Linked DNA regions of Homo sapiens: all the other regions are linked to region 3. Evidence: chromatin contacts called from ENCODE Hi-C or POLR2A ChIA-PET data. All regions are on one chromosome and are shown on one strand. Each heading gives the region's core, a stretch centred on a gene start or an enhancer-like site at or near the end of the contact. The rest is flanking DNA. Distances are from core to core; before and after follow the strand shown. Region 1 holds the start of PRPF38B (pre-mRNA processing factor 38B). Region 2 overlaps AHCYL1 (adenosylhomocysteinase like 1). Region 3 holds the start of PSMA5 (proteasome 20S subunit alpha 5). Region 4 holds the start of RBM15 (RNA binding motif protein 15). Region 5 holds the start of STXBP3 (syntaxin binding protein 3).

Region 1 (4,242 bases), core at 1,326-3,825, 730 kb before region 3:
GCACTAGAAAGTGGTCAACTCACGGGTTGGTAAGAATTTACAGACAACAGTATAGGTTTAAAAAGGAAACTTCTATTAAATAGAATGCTGCAAAAGAGTGCAGCGGGGCGCCTCAGAAAGAGAGGACTGAGTGTGCCAGTGAATTTTTCCTTAGGGATATTTATGGACCTCAAAGAGGGAGCTTACGGGCAATTTGGACCATATTAGCCATGTAGGTCATGATAAGTGATTACATTTGTAGACATTCTGGTGCCTTAATGTCAGCAAGGGTCACACAATGAGTTTTGATATGCATGCATTCAAGAGATGTATAGAAATTCTAGTTACTTATAAATTTTGGGGAAAAAAAACTGGAACCAGATGCCTGTGTTACATAACAGGAAAGTCTAATTACTTCTGAATTCCTCAGATAAGAAGTTTTTGTCTCCAGGGCCTGCTGGATGGTCACCAGGTAATTTTGCTCTGGTCATTTTCCCCTGACAAATAACTTGGTCAAATCTTGGACCCTTTATATTCCCCCATGCTCAAGTCAGCCTGTTGCATATCATGGTCTCAAGAAAGAGAAAATAGCATAGTGAAGAGGGATGTCAAGTCTATCTGGCTACTTCCTGCTGAAAGAGGGCTCTCCAGCCTGGGCCAGAGAGTGGGACTCTGTCTCAAAAAAAAAAAAAAAAAATCCAGACAGTCTAGTCACAAATGTTCACAGCATTTTCAACAACAATTTGTGTTGTTTCTAATTTGGGGCTATTACAAATAAAAATGCTGTTCCCATCAATGATTAGATAAACAAAATAGTGATAAATCCATACAACTGAATACTAATCAGTAATTAAAACAAAACACAACCTGCTGATACATGCAATAAGGAGGCAAAAAAAAAGAGAACACTGTGTGGGGATAATGATTTCATTTATTTAAGATTCAAGAAAATGCAAACTAGTCTCTACTGACAGAAAGTGGTTGCTTCGGTATGAGGTTGGAAAGAGAGATGGATTACAAAGGGCACAAGAAAACTTTTGGGATTGACAGAAGATTATGTTTATTGTAGTAGTGGTTTAATGGGTATACATATATGTCAAAACTGATCAAACCAAACTTACGGCTTTATATATGTGCAGCGTAGAGGTCTTCAATTATAACTGAATAAAGTTTTCTAAAAAATGGGGATAAAAATAACATCTTCAGCCTGTTGTAGGGATTCACTGAATATGTTAAAGCACTTTATCATAATACCTGGCTCCGAGTTTGATGCCGCTGACACTTAGATATCAAACTCAACCTCTCTACCAAGCTCTTCATCCAAACAGACTAGGGGTAAAGACTGTCTAAGACTATACAGAAAGATCATGTATCTGAGGAATTAAAAATAGGGCATAAGATTTGGCAATGTGTCACTCGGCAAACTCAATAAACTAGTATTATCAAGGCAAAAAATATATACACAAAAAGAACTGGGTTAAAAAAAATTTTTTCTATGGACTTTTAACGTGATAACTCATGACACAGGGGTTAGGATCTTCAGTTTTCCTTTGGAAGTTAATAAAAACCACTATAGAGAAAAACAAGATTTGCTAGTAAGAAGGTGAAAACTGCTTCTCCTCTCAGGGTTCTAGTTCTCTTGCAACCTAAAACAAAGGAACCAGACAGGATATCCACTTTCGTACCGTACAGCTCCAAACACTAATCAATCACTCCATTCACTTATCTTTTCTATTTCCTTGTATTCTGTCAAACAACTGTCTCTTGGTTTAAATACTTTTCTGCTGGTCTTCGCTCTCTCTCTCTCCTCTTCTGGTTTATTTTCATCCAGATGTGGATTTTCCCCAAAGTTTCCATCTTATCCTTTTCTCCTCCTGTGTATGCGCCACTGAAGTCAAGATTGCCACATTCAAACTCCCCACACATTCACACACCCACTCCCAATATACAGTATCTCGCCCAATGTTTATCACTCCGGATACATTCCTAGAATCCAAAGATCTGGAGCAGGGAGAAAAAGAAAAGGCGCCTACCAGATGCCTGGAACAGTCTACTAGGCACTACAAGTACATTAGCTCTTTCAATGCTCACAACAGCCCAGCCAGATGTTATCTCAATCTTACGGATGAATAAATTTAAGACTTCTGGCTGGACACTAGAGGCTGGCGAAGTACGTGACCTTTGATCAGAATCTCCTGGAGGAGTGGGGTCCCTGACCATTGTACCTTCCAGAGAACCTTAAAACTGAGATCCCAGGAGACCCCTCTCGGATACTCTGCAGAAGTCAGAGTGACGATATTAGCAAGCACACCGCAGCCATGCGAACCCTTCCTGGCTCAGCTCCCGACAAAAGAAATCAAGCCCCCAGTCAAAATACAACAACAACGGATTAGGCCTACAACCCTCTCCCCCGGCCCCCAAATTCTCAGGAGAAATCCCCTAAGAGTCAGGTACGGAGGTCACTGCAGCGACTTCAGCGTGCAGAGAACGCGGGGACCTAGGAAGAGGACGCTCCAGCCCAACTGAGCGTCTCTGATTGGCCGCCAGCTCAGCTTGGAACGCTGGGGTGCGTGGCGTCATATCCGCCGGGCCCGCCATCTTGTTCCCAGGGGCAGTTGGCGGAAGAGATCGAGCTCCCTGGCTGCCGGCTCGCCTTCTGCGTGGAGTTCTCGCGGTCTGGGTTTCGCTGTCTGCTCTTGGCCCGGGGTCATTTTGTCGGCGTCGGGTGCCCTCTCTTGCCCAGCTGGGGCACAGCGAGGCGGCCCCTTCTCCCGACGACGTTCGATGGAGTAGGGTCCCAGACCGTTGTCCCGAAGAGCGAGATCGAGCTTGGCCCCCTCCCCCCCCTCCTTCCCTCCCTCCTTCCTTCCGCCGCAACATGGCTAACAACAGCCCCGCGCTGACAGGCAACTCGCAGCCGCAGCACCAGGCGGCTGCAGCTGCGGCTCAGCAACAGCAGCAGTGCGGCGGCGGCGGCGCTACCAAGCCGGCGGTCTCCGGCAAGCAGGGCAATGTGCTCCCGCTCTGGGGCAACGAGAAGACCATGAACCTCAACCCCATGATCCTGACCAACATCCTGTCGTCGCCTTACTTCAAAGTACAGCTCTACGAGCTCAAGACCTACCACGAGGTGGTGGACGAGATCTACTTTAAGGTACGAAGTGTGTAGGCCTTGGCTTTGGGGGTAAGTTCGGAAGAGGGGGTATGGAGGAAACGGGCGAAGGCGGCCCCCGAAATCTGAAGATTTGTGGGTGGGGGAAGGTGGTTCGGCGGAGGGGTGGCTGCGGCCTGTAGTGTGTCTGGGAGGGGTCGGACTGGGGCCGCCCTCTCGTTTCCATTTTAGATTTTTAGGGCCGGGAGAGCCCGCCACTATTGATCTCTCTCCTCCCCCAACCTCCTGCCCACCCCTGGGGGGAGTTGGGCAAGAGGGATGGGGGAGAGGAGGAAAGAGTAACAGAAGCCTTTCCAGTTTACAGCTTTAAAATTATTCCTTTTGACGTGGATCTGCTGAGCGCCAACTTGTTGGTGCTTCTCCCGCTCACCCCTGGCCAGGGCGTGTAATGACTTCAGTATTGGCCTCGTGTTGTTGGTACTCACTATCCGATCCAGGCAGGGAAATGGTCAGTGCGTGTGTGTCGGGTGGGGTGGGGGGATGAGGGTGGAGAGGTGCCATTTCAAGAGGTGTACAGAAGGCCTGGAAATTTTCCCAGCAGGAAGTCAGGAGTAAGAGGTCTCAGCCACCTGTGCATTGGGCTAATTTAGAATTATCTGGGCCCTGGGCTTCTGCGGCAGGGTCGGTGCTGGCTTGGCTGTGCTGGGGAGCTCACCTGGCGCCTCCTCACTGCACTCTTGTCTCAGTTCTTGTTTCGTTAGCAGGATTGACTCAGTCTTGCAGCGAGGCTCGGAGCAGCCCAGGGTCGCAGGTAGAGGTATGCACTATTAATCATGCTCAATCGCCATAAATGCATTTCCCTGGTTAAATGAACGACTAATTAGATTTTTGTGGGTTTTTTTGGCCATTGCTTTTGGTCCTTCACCAATTAGGTAGGCTTTTTCCACTTCCCTGCAAATTATGTAGTATAAAAAATACCTTCCAGGCCTCCGAAAGTTAATTTCTATTTTAAAGAATATTAATAATAGCCTTAGTGGTCTTTAAAAATTTTATCCGGAGCATCTAATACACAATCCATTTTTGTCTATATTCACTCTTAAAAACTTGACAGACCGCACAAAGTGTTTTCTATCATTTGAACGTATGTGTAG
Region 2 (3,932 bases), core at 327-2,826, 590 kb after region 3:
ACGGCCATGTTACAGAAATGTATTAGAGCCTTTTAAAAAGCTTAGTGATATGGTTAAAATGTCATAGTGGGGAAGATAATCTTTAGTAGTATTTGTGTTAGCTGGACAGGAGGAGGACCTGTACATAGAAGTCAGTCAGTGAGAGAGTCCAGGTATACTAGCAGAAACCGTGATGAGGAAAGTACTCAATTCAGAGAGGAAAGAAGTGATTTGAGAGGTAAGGAATGATTGTTGTATATCCTCTTGCATATCTGTCAGATAAGTGGTATTTTTAGCTTTTATGTGAAACCACTTTTTAAAGTTGATCATTTTGACAGACTTTCCCAGGGCTATCAGTAGAACCAGAGCTGTTTGCCTTTTGTGCCATTTCTTTCTTTCTCTATTCCTTGAGCACAACTTAGTGTAAAATCCCTTGTAAGACTATCTTATCACTTTTGTCTATATCCATGGTTCTCAAAGTGTGATCCTCTGACTAGCAGCATCAGCAACACCTGGTAACTTGTTGGAACTACTAATGCTTAGGTGCCACTCCATACCTGCCAGATGGGAAACTGGCCACAGGGTCTAGCAATATATGTTTTAACAAACCTTCCATGTGATCCTGATAGATGCTTGAATTTGAGAACCAGTGATCTATAGAAATAGCATTCCTTATCTGCCCTAAATTATTCTTCTGTTTTTGCCAGGTCTGGTTCCAATCCAGATGGGACCAAGTACCTCTATTATCTGGGATTACTATAGCTGCAGGTTTATAATCAGTGGTCCCTTGTCATAGGCACTAATAGCACAGTATTGTTAGGGTGGGTGAAAGAGCTGCAACATGGAAGTACCCACAACAGTTTCATTCATACCACCTATTAGAACCTAGAGGAGCAGAACTGAGAGCGTTGTAAAAGGTAGCTCCAATTAAGGGTGTTCCCTTAACTTAAATGAAAGTCCCTTGGGGACTGCACTCTGTAGAGTTGGGGACCACTGAGGTTTTTCTATCCTTGTTTTTTTCTTTCCTGGCTCTAGCTGCATCCTACACAGATAGCTCTGATGATGAGGTTTCTCCCCGAGAGAAGCAGCAAACCAACTCCAAGGGCAGCAGCAATTTCTGTGTGAAGAACATCAAGCAGGCAGAATTTGGACGCCGGGAGATTGAGATTGCAGAGCAAGGTAAAGAAAGGGAGTGGGTTAGGGGACCAGAAACAACCCTCTTGTTGGCCATCAGAATCCACAAACAACTTAAGACTTGAAAGCTGACTTGAAAGTGTACTGGGAAGAAAGACAGTATTATGGACTTTCGGATAAACACTTCTCTCTCTATGGAACTTAAGTCTTGGGATTTTGTTCTCTCTTCCTTCTGTTCTCAGCATGTGGTGATTACACACAGAGTAGTTTCTGTTTTCCTCCTTGCCCCACCCCACCACTGTATTCAAAGATCTACATGGCAGAATTGACAAGTCCTAGATCACTACGTGGTAGTTGGTTATATGGGATCTTACTATAGCTGCCAATGGCAGAGACCCAGATTGCCCAGAAGCAGCTGATGAGGAAGGGTTTTAAGGTAAGGATGTGGTGACCTAGAGTCTTGTTTGGTCCTGAGCACCCTCTGCTGGAGCAGAGTAAAAGTGACTGACAGTTAAATCTTGGTTTCTCTACCCCAGCCACTCCCAGTAAGGTCCTCTTTACTCTTGTGTTGTTTACACATTGAAGGCATGTTCTATACTGAGAGAGAATAGAGAAACCAAACAGACTGACAGGACATGGTAAGACAGCATAGAAAAACAGAAGTTAGTGGTTTCGGCTGAGGGTACAGTCTTTCTGGTCTGATGATTATATATAGGAATCTATTAGCCAATGCCTTAACTATTTTCCTCTCTTCCCAAATGAATGATGAGACTCACCCTTCATTTTGATCAGTTTTAAGGATTTACTTCATTCTCTGTTCAGTCCTCTGTGTATAAAGCTGAAGCAGTAGAGGAAGAGAGAAACTCCAAGTGGTTGCATGACTGCTCTCCACTATTACTGTGCCGTTGAAGCTGCCAGTCGTCATGGAAATAGGCTTAAAGTTTTTCTGCCTCATCTCACCATATCTCAACAGATCCAGACCAGCCCTGGGGCAGGAACTGATGATACTGCTAGTGCAGACCTAGCTCAAATCCTCTGTTCTTTCACAGACATGTCTGCTCTGATTTCACTCAGGAAACGTGCTCAGGGGGAGAAGCCCTTGGCTGGTGCTAAAATAGTGGGCTGTACACACATCACAGCCCAGACAGCGGTGAGTTTGTTGGAAGAAAAGAGGGACTTCTGATAAGGGGAAGAAAGAAATCAATTTTTTTTTTTTCACTTTTCCTTTCCTAACTCGCCAACCTCCAAATGCTAACTATTAATAGGATCTCCCTGTTACACAATAATGGGGTTTTCTGGGTTTTTTTTTAATATGTAAACCCACTTTCAGCAAACTTGACCTAGGAAAGTCTAGATTTGCAAACATATGATTGTTATAAAATGTTATAAAGACTTTTAGAAACCTATGTTTTATGCAAAGTTAAATACCAGTGCACCACCTCGCTGGAGTACACCCTTTTGTAACTTTCCAGTGTAGCACCTGTTGGTGCAGAGTTGATAGGTATTGCTATCTTGATGAGGCTTGCTCTCCATTCCTGGGTGGCCCTTCTCTTCCTCACCCTGTCTTCCTACACTTCTACACAGGTGTTGATTGAGACACTCTGTGCCCTGGGGGCTCAGTGCCGCTGGTCTGCTTGTAACATCTACTCAACTCAGAATGAAGTAGCTGCAGCACTGGCTGAGGCTGGTAAGTTCGGTTTTTTCCCACCAACTTTGCCCCAAAATAGTTATCCAAACATATAACTTTTTTGTATCAAAATTGTCATTACAATATCATATATGTCTAGAGGCTATAAAATTGTGCATGATAAAAACCTCAACAGGAAGAAAGTGGATAATAAAATTAAGATGGATATCCATGGTGGAATATTATGTAGTCATTAAAAATGGCCTTTGAAAATAATCTAATGGCATGGGGTCATGCCCAGTTCTAGTGTTAGTTGAACGAGGAAGAATGTTAAACTATATAAGTGCCATCAATTTTGTGAGAGAGCACAAGTAAGAAGTACCTTTCATATTGATAGTGCATTAAATAATTTGGTATTCAGTATGGCATTGAAAATATATGAGCTATTTGTGAGTTTAATTAAACGTAAAATAATTTTTTATTATTCAGGCCAGGCCTGGTGGCCCACGCCTATAATCCCAGCACTTTGGGAGGCCGAGGCGGGCAGATCACTTGAGGCCAAGAGTTCAAGAACGGTCTGGCCAACATGGTGAAACCCCACCTCTACTAAAAATACAAAAGTTAGCCGGGAGTGGTGGTGTGCGCCTGTAATCTCAGCTACTCAGGAGGCTGAGGTAGGAGAACCACTTGAACCTGGGAGGCAGAGGCTGCAGTGAGCCGAGATCATGCCACTGCACTGCAGCCTGGGCGACAGAGTGAAACTCCATCTCAAAAATTAATAACAATAATAATAATTTTTATTATTCAAATATTCAGAAGAAAATCACCGTGAAGTTTCTTTGAGGACCTCTCATCTTTCTTTCTTTTTTTTTTTTTCTTAAGATGGAGTCTTACTCTGTTGCCCAGGCTGGAGTGCAATGGCGCAGTCTCGGCTCACTGCAACCCCTGCCTCCTGGGTTCAAGTGATTCTCATGCCTCAGCCTCCTGAGTAGCTGGGATTGCAGTGGCATGCCACCACACCCAGCTAATTTTTGTATTTTTAGTAGAGATGGGGTTTCACCATGTTGGCCAGGCTGGTCTCGAACTCCTGACCTCAAGTGATCTGCCTGCCTTGGCCTCCCAAAGTGCTGGGATTACAGGCGTGAGACACCACACCCAGCCGGACCTCTCATCTTTTTAAGATCCTCAGAAA
Region 3 (4,141 bases), core at 1,305-3,804:
CACACAGTTGCCTACAGAAATAGGACCCAAACTCCTTAGCCTCGTATTAAAAACCATTCAATATCTAGCAGCATCCTGTTTTTCCCATTATCTCCTGCTGTTCCCATACACGTATCATATGTGCCAGTCAGACTGGACTTTTCCCAAAATGTATTGTGCTTTTCCATTGCCCCTCCTTCATTTATCCCATATTCTCCAACCCACAACTATTGATCTCACTGTCTTTATTAAATTCCTACTCTTTCAAGAAACCTAGTTTAAATGTCAGCTCCTTTGTGAAGTTTTCCATGATCGTCTCATATTGAATGCAATCCCTCATCAAAACTTCCATGGTATTGATTTGAATTTCTCTAATGGCATTAATATATTTCTGACTCACACTATAGTTACTTCTGTAAACAATTCTTTTTTTTTTTTGGAGACAAGGTCAGCGCCACCACACCCGGCTGATATTTTTTAATGTTTAGTAGAGATGAGGTCTCACTATGTTGCCCAGGCTGGTCTCCAACTCCTGAGCTCAGGCAATCCTGCCTCGGCCTTCCAAAGTGCTGGAATTACAGGCATGAGCCACTGTACCTGTAAACAATTCTTTAAGAGTCTCAGGCCGAGCGAGGTGGCTCTCGCCTGTAATCCCAGCACTTTGGGAGGCCAAGGCAGGTGGACCACGAGGTCAGGAGTTCAAGACCAGCCTGGCCAAGATGAGGAAACCCTGTCTCTACTAAAAACACAAAAATTAGCCGGGCGTGGTGGCACCGCCTGTAATCCCAGCTACTCAGGACGCTGAGTCAGAGAATTGCTTAAACCCAGGCGGCAGGCCAGGCGCGGTGGCTCACTCCTGTAATCCCAGCACTTTGGGAGGCCAAGGCAGGTGGATCACGAGGTCAAAAGATCGAGACCATCCTGGCCAACATGGTGAAACCCTGTCTCTACTAAAAATACAAAAATTAGCTGGGAGTGGTGGCGCGCGCCTGTAGTCCCAGCTACTCGGGAGGCTGAGGCAGGAGAATCGCTTGAACCCAGGAGGCGGAGGTTGCAGTGAGCCGAGATCATGCCACTGCACTGCAGCCTGGCGACAGAGCGAGACTCCGTCTCAAAAACAAACAAAACCCAGGAGGGGGAGGTTGCAGTGAGCCAAGATCACGTCACTGCACTCCAGCCTGGGCCACAGAGCGAGACTGTCTCAAAAGAGTCTCCTATATGCGAGCAAGGAGCTTGATTTTGTCCATTGCTGTAGCACCAGCACCTAGAACAGTGCCTTGTTCACAGCAAGCACTCAAGCACATTAACTAAGAGAATAAAAAGGGATGTATTTTAGGCCGTCTTGGGAAGACAGAAAAATAAGTAACAAAGCAGTCAATACATATGTTAAGTAAATGGCCACAAAATTTAATAAATGCCTTCTGATAAGCATAACAATTTCTATCATACACACCCTAACTCAAAATTATGTCACCCGAAGATGATTCTCTTCAATGTTCTGGAAGTTAAATATCGACCAACAAAGTCACTTTATAGGACAGTGGGGAAATATGTCAAAACTTCACACACATCTTCTACGAGTCAGTAAAAAAGATGAAAAAGTGGTAACTGCAGGTGGTAAAACTTCGACAGGATCAGCATATACTTGACAGGAAATGCAGCATCTCATACCACTCAGTACAAAGAAAATGTCTGCCTTCCCTGACTTTAAAAAAGAGTAGCTATGTAAAAACTTAACTGACGAAAACAGAAACTGAAAGTAAAAATGTCTACAGCATATATATGTACAACTTAATATTGTGAACATTTTCATACCACAAAAGTTTTTTAAAACTTGCTTTAAACTTTTAAAAAGTCAGAAAAAATTTTGGTCAATTGGAATCGGCATGATGAGAAATCTCTTGAAAACCATTCTAAATTCCAGTTCCTATAAAATCAGACTCCAGACAATATATCCAGCCAAAGCTACGACTGCCTTCGCGCTTCTGAAGAAACTATACACCGCAGCATGCCCTACTACAAACCAGTTGCTTTTTCTTCCAGGAAGCACGTTTAACTTTTTGTTTGTTTGTTCAAGGCAGTCATACTAGGCACGAAAAGATGAACGGAGCAAAGAGTGACCCTTGGCCTTCTCCGGGTTCAAGGTAGGAGTTCCGGCTCCTCACGCCTTCTTTACCAAGCACCAGCCGGAGCTTCTCGCTTCCGCACCGAGTTAGGACCCAGGGGTGACTCAGCGGTAGGACAAGTGCCGCCGATGTGGTCTAGCTTGGGGAAGGACGGCGGGCGCCTGAGGAGGGCATAACATCCCCAGGTCCGGCCAGTCTCGGGTTCCTGGGGAGCCCCATGACACGGCAGAACCCAGGCCGCGCGGCCAGGTCCCGGGCCTGCCCACCCATAATTCCCACCCGACGTCCCCCAGCTGCACGGACCTGTCGTACTCAGACCGGGTAAGAAACATGGCGAGGGTAGGAGGAGGCAGCGGCTACGCGGGGATTCTGAGGACCAACACGACTCCACCGGCACCCAACTCACCGGCAGCCAACTCACCCACACGGCCGCAGTACTAAGGACCAACTGCGCGTGCGACCGCGACCTCTTTAGCCCGCCCTCCTGTGCCTGCTTCCTATTGGCTGGTAGTAGTTCCCGCCTAGGTGATTGGGCCAACGCGCTTCCTCACGAGGGCTTGGTTGGTCCGGAGGAGGAGGAGGACCAGGGAGGTACTTCCGCCTTAAATCGCGGGTGGTTGCTAGGGACGATAGGCACCCAAGGCGTGTAGTGAGTTCGCCTTGTAGAGAAGATGTGAGCCCGCCCCAAGACTGGCAATTGGAAAGGCTTGCATGCAGAGCTGGGTTGTCTGAACCCTGACATAATAGGTCCCTCGCCGGCTCCCGTAATCCCAGCTAGAGGACTTTGGTCCCGTTTCCGGCAAGGCCACCACCTGACTTCTCTTCGCAGGATTCCCTCTCTTAGGGTTCCTCCACGGTGTTCTCCATGCCCGGTCGAGGGCTCCAGGACTTTGGGCGGTAATGAGTCGGCTACAGTGGGTCTGAGCCGGCGCCGCGGACGAGTCCCTTCGTTTCAGCCAGTTTGGCTCGTTTATTGAGAAAAGTGGGGGGCGAGGGGTTAGTATGTAAGAAAGTCTTAAAGTTTCCACATGGTTAAGGTAATTTTATCAACTCTTTCTTGCACCCCTCCCCCTAGTACAGGTTTCAGACCTAAATAACCTAGAGTTCAGGATCCAGACTTCAAAATATTCACTGCTTTTTCTGTTGTTTGTGAAAAATAAGTGTTTTCTTTGAGCCCAGATCGTGCTATTGCACTCCAGCCTGGGCAACAGCCAAACCCTATCCGAAAAAAAAAAAAAAAAAAAAAGCGCTTTCTTTTTCGACGCTTCTTGCTTCCCTTCAATAAGTTGCTTGAGGAGCAACTTTGCAGCTTCGTAATAACACTGTAATTCAAGTATTTGTTCAAGAAAGGCAAGTAAGAAGTCTTGGCACGGGGGTGGGGAATATAGGGAAATGTTGGTCAAATGATACAAAGTTTCAGTCAGAGAAGGTGGATGAGTTCTATAGTTAATAATCATATATTGTGTACTTGAAATTGTGAAGAGGGTACACCTTAAATGTTCTCACCACAGGAAAGTATGTGAGATGATGGATTATGTTGATTAGCTTCATTTAATTATTTGCAGTGTGTGTGTGTATATATATGTATATCAAAACGTCACGTTGTATACCATAAACATGAACAATTTCTATTTGTCACTTACACCTTAAAGCTGGAGTCGGGGGAAAGAAATCATTTATCAGGCAGTATATGCTGGAAAGGGAAATGCCAGCATCTCATTTCCAGTTGTTAATGTGATACCACTAGTCAAGTCCTTAACCTCTCAAGGCCTGTATCTCTCCAGTAAAGTTCATTCTTGGTCCTAGATTAGGTTTGTAAGTCACCAAGGCATTTCAAAGGTGCAGGAAATGTAAAAATAAGCCTTTTGAGTATTAACCAAGATTAGTTTTCCCCACCCTTTATTTTCTGACTTCCTTCATGGATTCAGTAGGAGTTTAGTTTGGTCATCCCTGGCCAATCAGATGTTTAGCACTAATAAAACTGAGGAAGAACTCCAAGTAGCAATCCTCTGGGATCTGTTAGATTTCTGAGAAAA
Region 4 (4,024 bases), core at 187-2,686, 910 kb after region 3:
GGAAAGGAAAGTTGTACGGCGAACGACTGAAGGAGCCAAACGAGGTGGATCTGGAGCGGCCGCAAGGTGCCTGTGCTGCTGGCTTTTAACACACAATAAGAGTGCCAAGGGATACAAGAAGCCACAGGGGGAAAAACAAGTGACATATCTGCATGGAGCCTAAATTTCGCTTGGTGATTTTCAGGGTAGAAGCATTACATATTAAAAACACTGCTATTTTAGGGGAATACAGAATTTAAAAATCCACACAGATTCGCAACATAAAACATGCCGCCCAAAGACACGTCCGCGGTGTCCCGACAGTTCCGGCTCCGCCCGCGGGCCACGAGGCGGGGAGCGACGGTCACTCCCCTCGGTTACCCGGAGTACTTGGGCGGGAACGGGTAGCTCGCGGGAGAGACGGGCTCCTGGGCGAGGGCTGCGTCTTAGTCGCCCTGCTTCTTAGCTCTCGAGGTCCCGCGTGTTACGTGTTAGCACCGCCCGGGGGCGTCAGCATGACCCGAGGCTGCAGGAACCGTGAACTCTCTGCCCCGCGGGCCCAGGTGACCGCGGGCGGCGCTCTCCCGCGCGCGGGGGGCGGGGCTCCCCCCGGCTGTTCACTCAGCTACCACAGCGACGTAAAATGGTGTCCGCTAGGCGTCCCAGGACGGCTTCCTGAGGGACTGGAGGGCCCCGACAGCCGGAAAGCCTGCCCCGCCCCTTGGCCGGCACAGGTACGACGGCGGGGAGCTCAGAAGTTTCGAACTCCAAGGGCCGAAGCACAGCCAAACACCCCACGGAACTTAACAAATGTTTGTGGGGAGAACGCCGAAAACGCGGGGAGGCGGGGCTGGCGCACAGTCACCCTCTCGCGACATCTAAGTGACGTCGCACAGCAAGCACGTGTTCTAGTCTTTCACCTTCAGTCAGCCTCCTCCGTTATACAGGCCTACCCCTTTAAGCGAGTGATGGACAGTTATTTCAGCCTATCAACTTCCTTGCCGACATCCAATCAGATTTAAACTTCTTTTAGCCGCCGGAGGAGTTGGAAAAAGGGGGTCGAAAGAGGGAGCTTACCGTCTCTCGCGATATCGCTGTGAGCCTGCCTCTCTGGAAAAAACGCCGAAACTGATGGCCCGACCTCCCAAATAGTGGTTTAAAGGACGGGTTTATAAGCCAATGAAAGGGATAAGGAGGTGGGTTGCTGCTGTCACTGAGCAAGAAGTACCGTTACAGGGCAGACTTTTTGTCCAATCAACACCTCAACACTTTGGGTCACGTGACCGCAGAGTGCGAGGGGCGGAGCTACAGTCTGGCGCGAGGAACCGTTAAGATAGACAACAAATGTAACCAATGAGGTACTCCGACTAGGGGGTTGGGAACCCAATAACAGTGGTTGGGCGGGCGCCTTCCTGGAGCGCGGGGAGATGTAAAGATAGACAAATAATTTTCCCAATGAGACTGTAGAAGAGAGAGCAATTGGCCAATGAGGACTGCGGGGCGGGACCCTGTGCCGCGGCGGAGTCCAAGATGGCGGCGTGCGGTTCCGCTGTGTGAAACGAGCGCGGGGCGGCGGGTTACTCAGCTCCGCGGAGACGACCTCCGACGACCCGCAACAATGAAGGGAAAAGAGCGCTCGCCAGTGAAGGCCAAACGCTCCCGTGGTGGTGAGGACTCGACTTCCCGCGGTGAGCGGAGCAAGAAGTTAGGGGGCTCTGGTGGCAGCAATGGGAGCAGCAGCGGAAAGACCGATAGCGGCGGTGGGTCGCGGCGGAGTCTCCACCTGGACAAGTCCAGCAGTCGAGGTGGCAGCCGCGAGTATGATACCGGTGGGGGCAGCTCCAGTAGCCGCTTGCATAGTTATAGCTCCCCGAGCACCAAAAATTCTTCGGGCGGGGGCGAATCGCGCAGCAGCTCCCGGGGTGGAGGCGGGGAGTCACGTTCCTCTGGGGCCGCCTCCTCAGCTCCCGGCGGCGGGGACGGCGCGGAATACAAGACTCTGAAGATAAGCGAGTTGGGGTCCCAGCTTAGTGACGAAGCGGTGGAGGACGGCCTGTTTCATGAGTTCAAACGCTTCGGTGATGTAAGTGTGAAAATCAGTCATCTGTCGGGTTCTGGCAGCGGGGATGAGCGGGTAGCCTTTGTGAACTTCCGGCGGCCAGAGGACGCGCGGGCGGCCAAGCATGCCAGAGGCCGCCTGGTGCTCTATGACCGGCCTCTGAAGATAGAAGCTGTGTATGTGAGCCGGCGCCGCAGCCGCTCCCCTTTAGACAAAGATACTTATCCTCCATCAGCCAGTGTGGTCGGGGCCTCTGTAGGTGGTCACCGGCACCCCCCTGGAGGTGGTGGAGGCCAGAGATCACTTTCCCCTGGTGGCGCTGCTTTGGGATACAGAGACTACCGGCTGCAGCAGTTGGCTCTTGGCCGCCTGCCCCCTCCACCTCCGCCACCATTGCCTCGAGACCTGGAGAGAGAAAGAGACTACCCGTTCTATGAGAGAGTGCGCCCTGCATACAGTCTTGAGCCAAGGGTGGGAGCTGGAGCAGGTGCTGCTCCTTTCAGAGAAGTGGATGAGATTTCACCCGAGGATGATCAGCGAGCTAACCGGACGCTCTTCTTGGGCAACCTAGACATCACTGTAACGGAGAGTGATTTAAGAAGGGCGTTTGATCGCTTTGGAGTCATCACAGAAGTAGATATCAAGAGGCCTTCTCGCGGCCAGACTAGTACTTACGGCTTTCTCAAATTTGAGAACTTAGATATGTCTCACCGGGCCAAATTAGCAATGTCTGGCAAAATTATAATTCGGAATCCTATCAAAATTGGTTATGGTAAAGCTACACCCACCACCCGCCTCTGGGTGGGAGGCCTGGGACCTTGGGTTCCTCTTGCTGCCCTGGCACGAGAATTTGATCGATTTGGCACCATACGCACCATAGACTACCGAAAAGGTGATAGTTGGGCATATATCCAGTATGAAAGCCTGGATGCAGCGCATGCTGCCTGGACCCATATGCGGGGCTTCCCACTTGGTGGCCCAGATCGACGCCTTAGAGTAGACTTTGCCGACACCGAACATCGTTACCAGCAGCAGTATCTGCAGCCTCTGCCCTTGACTCATTATGAGCTGGTGACAGATGCTTTTGGACATCGGGCACCAGACCCTTTGAGGGGTGCTCGGGATAGGACACCACCCTTACTATACAGAGATCGTGATAGGGACCTTTATCCTGACTCTGATTGGGTGCCACCCCCACCCCCAGTCCGAGAACGCAGCACTCGGACTGCAGCTACTTCTGTGCCTGCTTACGAGCCACTGGATAGCCTAGATCGCAGGCGGGATGGTTGGTCCTTGGACCGGGACAGAGGTGATCGAGATCTGCCCAGCAGCAGAGACCAGCCTAGGAAGCGAAGGCTGCCTGAGGAGAGTGGAGGACGTCATCTGGATAGGTCTCCTGAGAGTGACCGCCCACGAAAACGTCACTGCGCTCCTTCTCCTGACCGCAGTCCAGAATTGAGCAGTAGCCGGGATCGTTACAACAGCGACAATGATCGATCTTCCCGTCTTCTCTTGGAAAGGCCCTCTCCAATCAGAGACAGACGAGGTAGTTTGGAGAAGAGCCAGGGTGACAAGCGAGACCGTAAAAACTCTGCATCAGCTGAACGAGATAGGAAGCACCGGACAACTGCTCCCACTGAGGGAAAAAGCCCTCTGAAAAAAGAAGACCGCTCTGATGGGAGTGCACCTAGCACCAGCACTGCTTCCTCCAAGCTGAAGTCCCCGTCCCAGAAACAGGATGGGGGGACAGCCCCTGTGGCATCAGCCTCTCCCAAACTCTGTTTGGCCTGGCAGGGCATGCTTCTACTGAAGAACAGCAACTTTCCTTCCAACATGCATCTGTTGCAGGGTGACCTCCAAGTGGCTAGTAGTCTTCTTGTGGAGGGTTCAACTGGAGGCAAAGTGGCCCAGCTCAAGATCACTCAGCGTCTCCGTTTGGACCAGCCCAAGTTGGATGAAGTAACTCGACGCATCAAAGTAGCAGGG
Region 5 (4,047 bases), core at 558-3,057, 680 kb before region 3:
TCAGAAGGGTGAATTTTCCCTGGCACATATTTTTCTTATGGATTGGGGCTTCACCCTGCTAAACTAAGCAGAACCTAACTTAAAATGAAAAGGGAGAGGGAAATCATATGTGCACTTGTTTAAAACATTGAGCAACTGAATCAATTTAGAGTAGGTTTAAAGGAGGTCAGGGCTCCAGCTTCTATTCTCATATAAGCCTTGAACAGAAAAACCACTCAGCCATAGGTTGTGCCAGAACCCATTTTATGGCCTTTTTTATTGTTAGATACAGGGTCTCATTCTGTTCCCCAAACTGGAGTACAGTTGCATGATCATAGCTCACTGCAGCCTGGAACTCCCAGGCTCAAGCAGTCGTCCTACGTCAGCCTCGCAAGTAGCTACGACTCCTCAGCTTGCAGGTAGCATGCGCCATCATGCCCAGCTAACTTTTTTATTAATTTTTTTTTTTTTTTTGGTGGAGACAGCAGTCTTGCTATGTTGCCCAGGCTGGTCTTAAACTCCTGGCCTCTATCAGTCCTCCTGCCTAGGCCTCCCAAAGTGCTGGGATTACAGGTGTGAGCCACCATGCCCAGCCTGTTCTTAATTCTTCATTTGCCTTTCCTCTCCTAAAAATTGCAGGTTACCCCACAGACTACTCTATTGCTTTCCATGTAGCCCAAGCCTGATCTTTGTTCCCACTCCACCACTAAGTGCATCCTTGGCAAGTTACTTGACTTCATTAAGCCTCAGTTTCCTTGTTGTAAGTGTTGCTTTGAGGATCAGTGAGGTAATCTACTTAGCATGGTGCCTGGCATATGGTAAGTAAGCACTCAGTAAATATTAGACATTATTATTAGTAGTAGTATCTAACCACTTCTACTTCCCTGTGTGACCAATTTGAATCTTTACAGCCACTGGTTCTTTGCAAATCCTTCTAGGAAAGCCTACTTTCTGCCAATGTCACATGGTTATCTCACAGTTAGGGCTCTTAGCAACTAAACTGATCTCACTTACGTTTGATTACTTTGATTTAAAGTCCCAAAGGAACCATCTCAGTAAACAGATCTCTACCTAAACTTTCTGAGCTCAGATCTCCTCCTCTGTGAATCAACTTTCAACAATAATTGTAGATTCTGAAGCATTAACAGGCCCTCCCTACATTTGTTGCATAAATTTGTTAATAAATGATTATTCTTTTGTTGGTTCATTTATGTATATCTTATCATTAAGGCATTCAATTTTTAAACTAAGTTTTAACTACCTGCAGCATTCCAGGAATTGTGCTCTTTAATTAGATTGTAAATTATTCAGGGGAAAGAGTTGATCTCTCATTTCTTTGAGTTTCCTAAAAGTCCAGCACAGTTCTTGGCACACTGGAGGGAACCTCACAGTTCTACGCAATTACTGTGTCCTTGAAAAAATGAATGAAATAATCATTTGGGGACAGTACATTTTCCATTGGGTAGTTGGGCTGGCTACTGAGTGAAGTCTATTATGAATCGCCTTGCGAAGTGAAGGGTTCTTCTGTAATGGGGAGGATCCTCCAGTCTTCGTGTATGTGTGAACTCGGAATTTCATAGACGGCCTTGGCTCACGATCGGTTTGGCACTTCGCGTTCCTAGGCCACAGGACGTCGAACCTCGGGCGACAGCAGCCTCCCGCTAGGGGGCTCCCGACTTCCCACGGAGGTTCCACCTGTACTGCGCAGCCTCCGTCCGGGAGTGGGCGGAAATTCCCTTGCTGACGCGCGTGACGTCACCGGAGGGCGCGGTCTGCTAGAGGGGGTGGGGCATTCCCCTGCAGCAAGGGGCGGGGCCACCCCAACGCCGCTTCTGCGGCCAAAGTAGGTTGGGAGTGGAAGGTGGTGGCTGCTGCTCCGCAGTGTCGGGAAGATGGCGCCGCCGGTGGCAGAGAGGGGGCTAAAGAGCGTCGTGTGGCAGAGTGAGTGCGGTGGGGTAGGGGTTGAGAGAGGGAAGGCCGGGAGGCTGCCGTGCCGGGCCTCGTTTTGCAGCCCCAACCCAGCGGTCTGTTGAGGAGCCGCCGCGAGCACTTGTTGCTTTGGGACCTGTGTGAGGACTTCTTCCTGCTTTCCTGCCCTGCCTTATTCCTTGCCAGCACCAGGGATGGGCGGGGTGCGACGGGACGCGGCCTTCTCGTTGGCGTCGGGCACCCCCTCGCCTCGGCCGCGCTCTGGCCGCGAAGCTCCGCCCCGGGTGAGCCGCCCGGCCCGGCTTTCCCTCCCGCGGAGCCCGTGCGTGCCCTCGGCCGCGCTCCCCACTCTTCTCCGCTCCCGTCCGCGCTCCACCAGTTGGGGATGTCTCTCCATCCGAGACAATTCGGGCGCTGTTTATTCCGCCCCCATCTCCACCCCACACTGGAGTTTGCAAGGACTGTTTATTCTGCTTATTCGTGTTAGTATCAACCCGTGCTTTTCAAAAAACCTCACTGTTTAACAGACTCATCTTCCCCTATTCCGAGAGGAGCCTACTTTCTGAAAAGTTCTTGAGAAGAGACCATTGGAATGACCGGTGTCCAGCCGTGACATCTTCCTGCATAGCCTGGGCAAGAGCCGCTCCTTCCGTTTTCCCTACTCTCGGGGGCCCCTCCCTGCTGTTAGGACCGGACTCCTTATTGGTTACTGATGTTCTGCGGTATCATCCACAACTTTCATAAACATCGCTCCAAACCTAGGTCTGGCAGGTTAGAGAAAGAATGAAACCACCCAACAGGAATAACCATCATTGTTTGGTATCTCTGAGTTCAAGATAATTATGGCCTAGTAGTGGAAAGGGAGTAGCATCTAATTAGTATTTCTTAGTCCAACTTGTTGAACAAAAAACAAATGATTTAGTCAGCAGAATTCTGGGAGTTAGAGTTCCTTGTCTAAAATTAAAAATCCAAATCAGTAACTGGGATAGTGCTTAACATATAGCAGGCACTAAGCAAATGTATAAATAGGTGAAAAATATGAAATTATCTTTTAAAAGATTAGATAATTTTAAGGTTGGCATTTGCTTTTTCAAGATTTACATGGCTGACTTAAGATTTGAGATGTTTTAAAACAATGGTATTTAAATACATTTATGTGAAAATGGGTAACAAATTGTGTTGTATAATTTCCAAGATATATATGTGATTAACATCCGCATGTATGTATTTAAGCCAGTTCTTTACATATTGAATCATAAGCTTTTCCCTTTTTCACATTTTCCTTCTGATCCTCATACAGATAAAGACATTGTTTTTATTATCTGTCATTCTGTGACTTCCTTTTTTTTAAACAACTGACATTGACTCAACATTTTTCATGTTGCTTCACAATCTCGTAATTAACATTTTAAATTGCTTTTTAAATACCTTGAGGTGGCAAAAAATTTTGATAGCAGAAAAGAAAAGAAAAAATTATGGCCAGGTGCAGTGGTTCACGCCTGTAATCCCAACACTTTGGGAGGCCGGGGCAAGATGATCACCTGAGCCTAGGAGTGGGCAACAAAGTGAGACCCCATCTCTACAAAAAAATTTTAAAATTAACCATGTTTGGTGACATGCACCTGTGTTCCCACCTACATGGGAGGCTGAGGCAGGAGGATCCCTTCAGCCCAGGAGGCTGAGGCTGCAGTGGACATTGATTGTGCCACCGCACTCCAGCCTGGGTGACAGAGCAAGACCCTGAGTCTAAATAAATAAATAAATAGCTAGCGTAAGCCCGGGCACAGTGGCTCACGCCTGTAATTACAGCACTTTGGGAGGCCAAAGCAGGTGGATTGCTTGAGCTCAGGAGTTCGAGACCAGCCTGAGCAACATGGTGAAACTCTCTCTCTATCAAAAATACAAAAATTAGCCAGGTGTGGTAACGCACACCTGTGGTCCCAGCTACTCGGGAGGCTGAAGTGGGAGGATCGCTGGAGCCTGGGAAGTTGAGGCTGCAGTGAGCAGTGATCATGCCACTCAATTCAGCCTGGGTGACAGAGCATAACTCAGTCTCAAAAAACAAAAACAAAAATTATTTGGGTAACTTTTGGACTAGTGGAAGATTAATTTAGAGATTAGGTAGAAGCCAGTCAGTGG

The links. Hi-C counts contacts between places; a loop is a spot of excess contacts on that map. ChIA-PET counts read pairs that join two places held with the same protein, here RNA polymerase II (POLR2A). Pooled maps may share reads with other maps.
Region 1: a map of CD8-positive, alpha-beta T cell shows a loop between it and region 3 (10-fold over the local background). The contact joins the promoter of PRPF38B here to the promoter of PSMA5 in region 3. A Hi-C loop is called at or near these places in 2 of 168 maps with a recorded cell type or tissue (CD8-positive, alpha-beta T cell and naive thymus-derived CD4-positive, alpha-beta T cell), 1 of 37 single-sample maps with no recorded cell type and 13 of 50 pooled maps. POLR2A ChIA-PET finds 5 or more read pairs at or near these places in 2 of 52 experiments (CD8-positive, alpha-beta T cell and naive thymus-derived CD8-positive, alpha-beta T cell).
Region 2: a loop to region 3 is called in a pooled map, with 4 times the contacts of the local background. The contact joins the enhancer-like site here to the promoter of PSMA5 in region 3. A Hi-C loop is called at or near these places in 1 of 37 single-sample maps with no recorded cell type and 4 of 50 pooled maps. POLR2A ChIA-PET finds 5 or more read pairs at or near these places in 1 of 52 experiments (activated CD8-positive, alpha-beta memory T cell).
Region 4: a map of natural killer cell shows a loop between it and region 3 (35-fold over the local background). The contact joins the promoter of RBM15 here to the promoter of PSMA5 in region 3. A Hi-C loop is called at or near these places in 5 of 168 maps with a recorded cell type or tissue (CD4-positive, alpha-beta memory T cell, GM12878, endothelial cell of umbilical vein and 2 more), 12 of 37 single-sample maps with no recorded cell type and 16 of 50 pooled maps. POLR2A ChIA-PET finds 5 or more read pairs at or near these places in 2 of 52 experiments (CD4-positive, alpha-beta T cell and activated naive CD4-positive, alpha-beta T cell).
Region 5: a map of B cell shows a loop between it and region 3 (20-fold over the local background). The contact joins the promoter of STXBP3 here to the promoter of PSMA5 in region 3. A Hi-C loop is called at or near these places in 2 of 168 maps with a recorded cell type or tissue (B cell and CD4-positive, alpha-beta memory T cell), 5 of 37 single-sample maps with no recorded cell type and 14 of 50 pooled maps.

What each region holds. Positions count from the first base shown.
Region 1 is chr1:108,689,735-108,693,976 of GRCh38, forward strand. It overlaps PRPF38B (pre-mRNA processing factor 38B), which reads left to right and starts at 2,576. Exons shown (of 6, transcript NM_018061.4): 1 at 2,576-3,133. The coding sequence starts at 2,858. RefSeq lists enhancers at 2,228-2,417, 2,355-2,915, 2,498-2,827, 3,478-4,038.
Region 2 is chr1:110,010,200-110,014,131 of GRCh38, forward strand. It overlaps AHCYL1 (adenosylhomocysteinase like 1), which reads left to right. Exons shown (of 17, transcript NM_006621.7): 3 at 1,015-1,158; 4 at 2,163-2,263; 5 at 2,698-2,800. Among named protein-coding and RNA genes, the nearest start is that of STRIP1, 22 kb to the right of the region's middle. RefSeq lists an enhancer at 2,245-2,294. Within about 2 kb of position 1,577, at least 7 of the 41 ENCODE cell types and tissues checked have a DNase peak (open chromatin) inside an H3K27ac peak, as active enhancers do.
Region 3 is chr1:109,423,894-109,428,034 of GRCh38, forward strand. PSMA5 (proteasome 20S subunit alpha 5) reads right to left here and starts at 2,555. Exons shown (of 9, transcript NM_002790.4): 1 at 2,409-2,555. The coding sequence starts at 2,437. RefSeq lists enhancers at 2,618-3,549, 3,056-3,115.
Region 4 is chr1:110,337,941-110,341,964 of GRCh38, forward strand. It overlaps RBM15 (RNA binding motif protein 15), which reads left to right and starts at 1,437. Exons shown (of 3, transcript NM_022768.5): 1 at 1,437-4,024. The coding sequence starts at 1,466. LOC124904276 reads left to right here. Exons shown (of 1, transcript XM_047437983.1): 1 at 1-1,063. The coding sequence starts at 495. The coding sequence ends at 1,001. It overlaps RBM15-AS1 (RBM15 antisense RNA 1), which reads right to left and starts at 1,231. Exons shown (of 4, transcript NR_036595.1): 1 at 1,057-1,231. RefSeq lists enhancers at 116-305, 1,446-1,745, 1,776-1,895, 1,866-2,604, 1,976-2,425 and 2 more and a silencer at 406-675.
Region 5 is chr1:108,744,867-108,748,913 of GRCh38, forward strand. STXBP3 (syntaxin binding protein 3) reads left to right here and starts at 1,808. Exons shown (of 19, transcript NM_007269.4): 1 at 1,808-1,920. The coding sequence starts at 1,872. RefSeq lists enhancers at 1,487-2,057, 1,580-1,989 and a silencer at 2,190-2,309.